Regions from separate parts of the Homo sapiens genome. Here region 1 is linked to region 2. Evidence: chromatin loops called from intact Hi-C (ENCODE). Cell type or tissue: Caco-2. All regions are shown on one strand. Each heading gives the region's core, and the rest is flanking DNA. Links, peaks and the distances in the headings are about the cores only. Region 1 has its middle 39 kb from the start of HAND1. Region 2 has its middle 14 kb from the start of MIR3141.

Region 1 (4,381 bases), core at 244-4,243, 92 kb after region 2:
CCATAGCCTAAACACTACACTCTCCTTTTCTCCTCTCCACCAGTCAAAGTCTTCCCGAGTATCACAACCCAGCTTTAGTGCCAATTTCCCCAAAACATCTTCTCTGATTTCCTCTCTACTGGATATGACTGTCCATTTTCTGACCTCAAGAAATTGCAGTGAGCCGAATAATAAGATAATAAGACTGACCTCAAGAATAAGATCAGTCCTCCTCCTGGTCAGTTACTCATTCATTAAATAAATATTTGTACAGAGCCTTCTATGTGGCAGGCATTGTGCCAGGGGCTGAGCATGCACTGATGTGTGACCCTGGCCCCACCCAGAGACTGAGCGTGTACACACACAGATACACACATCATTACAAATTTGATGTTGGCCACCCAGGCAAGAGTAAGGTGCTGTGACAAGGGGTGGTCAGGGAGGCCAAGCTCAGCTTGAGTGTGAGAAGGGCCACCTGGATGGGGCAGGGAGAAGGGAGCACCTGTGGGAAGGGCTGGGAAGGGCATGAGGTAGGCTTGCTTGAGGAGCTGGAAGAAAACCAGTGTGGCAAGGGGAGAGGGGCTGGGAGCTGGCGTCCCACTGGCAGGCAGGGGTGAGATCCCACTTGACCTCCAAGACCATGTTTAAGGAATCTGAAATTTTTTTTTGAGACGGAGTCTCGCTCTGTTACCCAGGCTGGAGTGCAGTGGCACGATTTCGGCTCACTGCAATTTCTGCCTCATGAGTTCAAGTGATTCTCCTGCCTCAGCCTCCCGTGTAGCTGGGACTACAGGCATTTGTCACCATGCCTGGCTAATTTTTATATTTTCAGTGGAGACAGAGTTTCCCCATGTTGGCCAGGCAGGTCTCGAACTCCTGACCTCAAGTGATCAGCTCACCTCAGCCTCCAAAAGTGCTGGTATTAAACAGGTGTGAGCCACCAAGCCCGGCCTGGAATCAGATTTTGATTCAACTACTAAAGAAGTCACAGAGGGTTGTGAGCAGGAGTGAGCCATGAAATTTACATTTTAAAAAGATCACTCAGGGCTGCTGTGGAGGATCAGAGGGGACAAGAGTGGAAGCAGATGGGTCCTTATCTCTCCCTGTTTTCTGGTCGAGTCCGGGTCTTATCTTGCTTTCTAGAGAGCTCCTTGAGGCCAGGGAGGGCATCTGTCTCGGAGCCCAGGCTGTCCCCTCTGAAGCCTGGCCGGAGGGGCTGGGTATCCTGGCCTATCCCCTATCTCTGGGGACAATCTGGGACCCACTCTGCTCTCAAGGCTCTGTGGCCCCAGCACGGGTGGAATGTTTGACAGAGGAGCGCACGTGTTCTCCAAACAGACCTTGATTCATGTTTCCAGGAGAAACTTGCAAACAGACTTCTGCTGGCCGCATCCATCAGAGGAGAGATGGGCTCTGTAAACAAAGGCCTGCAGGCTGTCTCCATCTTTCAGGCAGGCACCCCTCCCTGCAGGTCACTGGCAGCTCCCAGCTTCACCCCAGCCAATGGGGCCACAATCTGTGCCAAGACCCTCACTAGAGCCTCAAAGACACACTGCCCCTGTTTTACAGATGAGAAAACAGAGGCTCAGAGATGTTAAGTCAGTTGCCCAAGGTCACACAGCACAGCCAGTTCGTCAACCCCAATACTGTAATTACTACGCCATATTCTCCTGCGAACAAAAACAACAGTAACTCACACTTATGAGCACTCATTACGTGCTATGCACTTCATGGAGGTTGACTCGTGTTGTTCTTCCCCTGTTTTTTTCATATGGGGAAACCAATGCACAGAGAGGGAGGTCAAGTGATTGCTCAAAGTCACACTGAGATAAGCGGGGAAAGTGGGACTTGAGCCCCAGCAGGGTGAGCCCAGAGCCCCACGTGCTTCACGCCCTGCCCGACTCTGCCTGCTGCTTCCCTGGCCTTCTGGAGCTAAGGACAGGCTCCTCCCTGTCACCCACTTTTATCTCTGCTTGAGAGGTGAAGAAACTAAGGCCCAAAGAATGGACATGACTGTGCCCCTGCCCCTGGCATCTATGGCAGGGTGGGGCCTGGAGCATGAGGTCTGCGAGTTCTCCTTCTTGGAGGCTAGGATGGGAGCTAAGGGGCCTAGGTTCTAGTCCCTGAAAGGCTGCTGTTTTGCTCTGTGACCTGCAACACAACACAGCTCCTCACTTAGCTTCAGTTTCTCCATTTGCTCAATGGGAATGACAATTGCGGCCCTTACCCACCTTACAGAGCCTGATGTGAAACGAAGTGAGGGAAGGATGGTGGGATGGGATGGTTTTCCTGGCCCGGATTCCTGTCCCATGAATGGAATGTCTAAGCAGCATCATTTTAGGGCTTAAAGCCCCAGGGGTAGGGCTGAGCGGGGCCTCCTCCATTGGGAGACCCCCCACCTTGGGCTCCAGCCCAAATTGCCAGACACAGGCCTGAGAGGCGGACTCCCCTCTAGGCAGGGGTGCCCAGGAGCCAGCCGGCTGGCCATTTGTCCACAGATGGGTGTGCAGATAACAGGCGTCTGGAGATAAGGCAGAGCCTGCTCCCGGCCTAGTGGAGAGCCAGGCTGAGCCACAGTGGGGAGGGAGACTGGGAACTGGGGACAGGGAGGTGTCTGCCAAGATGCCCTGAGGCCTGACGCAGAACTCTCTGCTACCCTGTAGCACAGAGCTGATGGCCTGCTGTCTTCTGGATCTTTCCCCAAAACAAAACAGAATAAAGCAAACAAATAAGCAAAAAATATACTTTTTTTTTGAGGCAGGCTTTCGCTCCGTCAACTGGGCTGGAGCGCAGTGGCACCATCATGGCTCACTGCAGTCTCAACCTTCCTGGCTCAAGCAACCCTCCTGCCGCAACTTCCTGACCAGCTAGGACTACAGGCATGGGTTACCACGCCTGGCTAATTCTTAAATTTTTTGTAGAGACAGGATTTTGCCATGTTGCCCAGGCTGGTCTCAAACTCCTGGGCTCAAGCGATCCTCCTGCCTCAGCCTCCCAAAGTGCTGGGACTACAGGCATGAACCACCACACCGGGCCAAAAAAAACATACCTTTATCAGAAGTGCTGCTTACACTGGAGAGAGCCCTGAGCTAGCACCAAGTGCCACTGACTTACTGGACAGGCTGTGTCAAGTCACTGCCTGACTCTGAGTCTCAGTGTCCTCATCTCTGCAGTGAGCACAGTGATCTGCTGCCACCTCCAGCCAGATACAAAGGAACGCACATAATAAATAACTAATCCCATGTGATGCCATGTGGTAAGTACTATAATCATCCCCACTCTGCAGATGAAGACATGGAGGTATGGAGGGATTAGGCCATACATCTAGTAAGTGGTGATACCAGCATTTAAATTTAGGCAACCTGGCCGGGTGCGGTGGCTCACGCCTGTAATCCCAGCACTTTGGGAGGCTGAGGCAGGAGGATCACCCGAAGTCAGGAGTTCGAGAACAGCTTGGCCAACATGGCGAAACCCCACCTCTACTAAAAATACAAAAATTAGCCAGGCATGGTGGTGGGTACCTGTAATGCCAGCTACATGGGAGGCTGAGGCAGGAGAATAACTTGAACCCAGGAGGCCGTGGTTGCAGTGAGCCAAGATTGCACCACTGCACTCCAGCCTGGGCGACAAGAGCGAAACACCATCTCAATAAATAAATAAATAAATAAATAAATAAATAAATTTAGGCAATATGATTCTAGCAGCAAGCTCCTAAGTGTTTGAAATGTCACTGCCAGTGTTATTAAAGGAATAAAGAGGGCCAGGTGTGGTGGCAGGCGCCTGTAGTCCCAGCTACTCTGGAGGCTGAGGTAGGAGGATCGCTTGAACCTGGGATGCGGAGGTTTCAGGGAGCCGAGATTGTGCCATTGCACTCCAGGCCTGGGTGAGAGAATGAGACTCTGTCTCAAAAATAAAATAAAAAAAATTTAAAAAGGAATAAAGAAAACTGCAGTTGGAGCCTATTTGGGTTTTTAAAATATACACACTTGTGGCTGGGATTGGTGGCTAACGCCTGTAATCCCAGCACTTCGGGAGGCCAAGGTAGGCAGATCACATGAGGTCAGGAGTTCGAGACCAACCTGGCCAACATTGTGAAACCCCTGGCAGGTATCCGTTAGATGACAGTAGTAGCACACTCTCCAACCCCAGCTGTGACAACCAGAAATGTCTCCAGACATTGCCAAATGTTCTCTGAGGGGAACCCCTGCTCTCCCTGAAACCCTGTTTAGAAATCACTAACCTAGAGGCTGTGACTAAGAGGGGTATTCACTTTCTTTTTTTTTTTCTTTTCTTTTTTTTTTCTGTGACAGAGTCTTGCTCTGTCACCCAGGCTAGAGTGCAGTGGCGTAATCTTGGCTCACCGCAACCTCTGCCTCCCAGGTTCAAGCAATTCTCTGCCTCA
Region 2 (4,381 bases), core at 222-4,221:
CCTGGCCCAATTTATCAATTTCAGAAAACAGATTGTGATTTTGGTATTATGTCTAACAACTCCTCACCTAGGAGATCTGAACTTTTGACGTGGTTCTACCACTGACTGGCAGTGTGATTTTGAGCAAGCGACTCTCTAGACTTCTTTTTCTCCAGCTTACAAAGACAGAGCTGGAATACAGGTCTCTAAAAACCTGTCCAACTCTGCTATTTTAAGTTTAAATAGCATCCTAAGAATAATCATTTTAAAGACCCTATAATAACTATACTTCCCATTTTATGAATATTTAACAATGACCAGGCATAGCGGCCCCGGGCTTTAGTGCATTATCTCTTCATTCTCACATCTTCTCCCAGGAGTAAGTACTATTATTATTCCCATTTCGCAGTGGAAGACACAGAGGTCGCTTGTCTAAGGGCACTTACTGTTCAGAGCAGAGCTAGGATTCAAACACTGGCAATCTAAGTGGTGGTGGCGTTGATGACAGTGGTGTGATCATAGGTGAAGGGTACCATTTGAACTGGCTGATTAGTTTGAGAAGGGTGGGGATGAGCAGAGGGTGGGAAGATACGCCCCCCTCCTCGTGAGAAGGAAGGCGGGGCGGACGGACAGGGGCGGGGATTTGCTGGCCGAAATTTACAGCCCTTAAGTTCGTAAAATTCTTGCTCCCCACTGTTTGTCACTGGGGCCCTTCCCAACTCCCTCCCTTGGTGGCTTCAAAAGGACCCAGCTGAGCCCTTAGTACCAAAGTGTGGGGGAAGTTGTGGGAGCTGAGTGGGAAACCGGATGGGCTCTCTGTGCCTGAAGGCCAGGCCGTGCCTTGCGCATGTGTGTGTGTACGTGTGTGCGTTCTCGGACTGTGTGTACACGCGGGTGTGTGGCCCGTCCGCGGCTCGGCCCTTCTGTGAGGGCGCTGCTCTCCAGCGTGGGGAGGCGGGGATGGCAAATCATAGTGACAGTGTCTGTGCCTGGGGCGAGTGTGACTGAGATTGGCGTGCCTGTGTGTGTCGCTAGAAATGTTCTATTTTATTAATTTAATACATTTCATTTTCATTTTTAAACAGTATTTATTTATTTTATTTATTTAACACATAGTCGTGTGCCAGGTGCTTGGAATCCGGGGGATGGGGCACGCAGTCCAGGCTCTGTCCTCCCTCCAGGAGCTGACGGTGAGGGGATGGGGAGGATTGAGGGGAGAAACATTAAACAAATGAAGCCAGAAAACAAAACAAAACAAAAAACCCCAGGAACTTGCTGGGCGCGTGGGCGTGGGTATGGGCCCGGGAGTGTGTGCGCCCGGCAGGTGAAACGGGGATCGGAGCACCTGCTCTGCCCTGCGCCGTGGGCGCCCGGTGGTGGAGCAGGCAGCTGTGGGTTTTGCTTTGGTGAGGAACAAGGCCGAGCCTGGAACTCGTCTTGAACCCCGAGGGACTGGGTCCCAGGCTCAGGGTCCACTCGCCCAGTGACAGCTCCTCCACGGGGGACGCAGCGTGGCCAGCTGCCGTGGCTGAGCCGGTCCCGTCCCTCACAGAAGGGATTTATTTCCTGGCTCCCCCGGCTCTCTGGAAGCCTCCAAACCATGCTAATGGGCAGAGGGAGACTGCCGTGTCGAAGTTACGGATGCGAAGGTCCGGCCCGCGGCGGCGGGGGTTGGGGTTGGGGCTCGTCCCGCGTGCTGCAGGGAGGGAGTCGGGGCAGGGCTGAGGCTGGCACTCGGGGCTCTGGAGTCCTTCACCCCAGGACGGCAGGGTGCGACATTCTCCCACTGGACCAGCAGGTGACGCTGGAGGCCAGGGCTACGCAGGCCCGGGCGCTTTGGGTTCTGGGGAAAGAGGACAAACATCGCAGTTGCACTTAGGCGTCTCGCCGTGCTCAGGACCATGTGCTCGGGCCTTTCACGATGAAGTTGTTCAACCCTCCCATGGTCTTGTTTATTATCCCATAACTTAGGCTTAGAGATGATTTTTTTTTTTTTTTCTTTGGAGACGGACTCTCGCTCTGTCGCCAGGCTGGAGTGCAGTGGCGGGATCTCTGCTCACTGCAACCTCCGCCTCCCGGGTTCAAGCGATTCTCCTGCCTCAGCCTCCCAAATAGCTGGGACTACAGGCGCCCGCCACCATGCCGAGCTAATTTTTGTATTTTTAGTAGAGATGGGGTTTCACCATGTTAGCCAAAATGGTCTCTATCTCTTGACCTTGTGATCCCCCGACCTCGGCCTCCCAAAGTGCTGGGATTACAGGCGTGAGCCACTGCACTCGGCCGTAAGTAGCTTTCTTATGGTCACCCAGTTTGTGTGTGGCAGGAACATGGCCCAAGCCCAGTTCAGAGTGCGCGAAACAGGGCTCTTGCTGCAGGGAAGGGGAAGAAGGGCTGAGGGTTGGCCCGGTCTCCCTGAGAGTGTTCTGGAGGCATGCTAGGAGGGGTCTCTGACCCTGCTTGGTAGGAGCTGAGGGCAGACCTGCACCTGCTGCCGCAGGTGGTGCTGGCAGGACCAGCAGGGGTCTGAAGCCAGCCCAAGGCTCCTCCATTTCGGGCCTCCCTGGTCTTCAGCATAACCCACCTGGGAGTCTTGGGCTTGGGGAGGAGAGGAGGTGCCCTGCTGCTCCCAGCCCTCCACAGCCAGACCGTCTGTTGTCTTCTCATGATCTTGTAGTTCCTTGCCCTGGCAGGTGTACCTGATTACCAATGTCCCAGCCCAGCTCCTCTGGGAAGCCTTCCCTTCCACCGGAGGGGCAGGTCAAGCAGCCATCTCTGTAACAAGTTTTCTGAGGGTTCTAACACAGGCAGGCAGGGAACCACCTTGTCCAAACCAGCTCTGGGCTTGCAGCTGAAACCAGCAGTGTTGCTTCTCTTTCCAAACCCACCTACGCAATCTGCTCTCTCACAATAGGAAGAACATGGCTCCTTGGGCAGGGATCCTGGCTTAACCACCCTCTATCCCCCAACCCCAACCCTGGCCGAGAGCCCAGGAGGGTGGTTTCACAGATCTACCACCCTCATCCTTTCCTTCCACAAATTACTACTGAGCCCCCCTCTATGCACCAGGCTCTGTCTGAAGCGCTGAGGAGAGAATCTCAGCTCACTTCTTCATGGGAGAGGCAGATGAATAGCAGAAAATAGATATGAATGTCAGCCTCTGATTATAAAATTAAACAGGGAAAAATGAGAGTGGCACAGTGGGGTGGGTAGGGGAAGACCTTAGAAATGTGGCCAGGGAAGGCATCTCTGGGATGTGACGTTTGAGAAGAGACCTGCAGGAGGTGCCTTTTGAAGATCTGGGAAGGAGTTTCCAGGCACAGGAAGAGCCAGTGCCAAAGTCTCAGGGCAAGAGCAAATGAGGAGGGAAGGGGTCTGAAAGGGAAGGAAGGCAGGCAGGCGAAGCTGGAGCACCCCACAGCCAGGGCTGAGATCAAAGAGGAGGGCAGGGCCCGATGGGTGGGGCAAGGTCTGGGTTTCATTTTAGACGCAGAGGCAGCCCCCTGAAGGGTTCTAAGTAGGAGAGTGAGGTATTCTCATTTAGTTTTAATCTCTCTGGCTGCCAGTGAGTCCCTCCCTAAAGTTCCCCTTCCTCCCTCCCCAGCAATCTAATCCACAGATGAGAACCCGGGAGCATAACTGGTAGCCGGGGCTGCTGACCCTGGCCCAGGGTCTGCAGGGTTAATCCCGGGGGCCTGGAGCAGCCCCTGATTAGCAGGCCCTGCCACTCCCTGCTGATAAACTCCCAGGCAGGAAGAGGCAGGACTCATCCGGTAGGAAAGTGGAGAAACCAAAGCTGGTGAGGAGGGGAGCTCCAGGAGCACCTTAGGAGGGCTCTCTTCCCCTTTTGGAGGTGGTGAGTTCCCTAGGTGAAAGCCCTCTGGTTTTATCCCTCATTTGGCATTTTCATAGCCACTCTTACAGTCAGGGCCTGGTGTGGATTTTATGGGCCCCTGTTTAAGGAAGAGAAAACAAAATTAGGTGCAGGGCTTTAGAAGAGCCATGTGTACATGAGGTCCCCTGAGACCTAAGCTTCACTAGCTCCATGGTAAGTGTCCATCTCTAATTTTCCATCAGGGGAATAAGCCCTGTATACAGATGAGGAAGTTGAGGCTCTGAGAGCCTGAAAGGGATATAGAAAACAGAAGGGTTTCTGCTGGGATTTCTTATCCCCCAGCCCAGAACTCATTCTACCACCCAATCCATCTAAAAATCCAGTTGTGCCTTCTCCTTGCAGACCTGCTCCCACCACCAGGCTCAGGCCACAAGGAAGGGTAGCATAGGGCATGGTGGAGATGGGCGGGCTGGTGGCAACCTGCAGAGGGAAAGGGCTTAGCATGAAGCAGCATCCCTGTTGGGGACAGGATCCTGGGTGGCCAGGATTCCATCTGCCTACCAGACATTC

The links. Peaks named below come from ENCODE experiments on the same cell type or tissue, not always from the same donor. Only the 100,000 strongest peaks of a DNase experiment are listed, where the experiment ranks them.
Region 1: a loop joins it to region 2, with 9 times the contacts of the local background. A loop is called at or near these places in 33 of 110 quality-filtered maps.

The regions. Positions count from the first base shown.
Region 1 is chr5:154,515,464-154,519,844 of GRCh38, reverse strand. No RefSeq gene overlaps it. Among named protein-coding and RNA genes, the nearest start is that of HAND1, 39 kb to the right of the region's middle. RefSeq lists an enhancer at 26-526. In Caco-2, for the core only: no CTCF peak of the experiment used is centred there; a DNase peak (open chromatin) is centred at 2,534.
Region 2 is chr5:154,607,917-154,612,297 of GRCh38, reverse strand. No RefSeq gene overlaps it. Among named protein-coding and RNA genes, the nearest start is that of MIR3141, 14 kb to the right of the region's middle. RefSeq lists an enhancer at 347-1,116 and a silencer at 1,518-1,567. In Caco-2, for the core only: a CTCF peak has its summit at 1,795 (motif pointing right); a DNase peak (open chromatin) is centred at 1,777; H3K4me3 peaks cover 527 bases; H3K27me3 peaks cover 317 bases.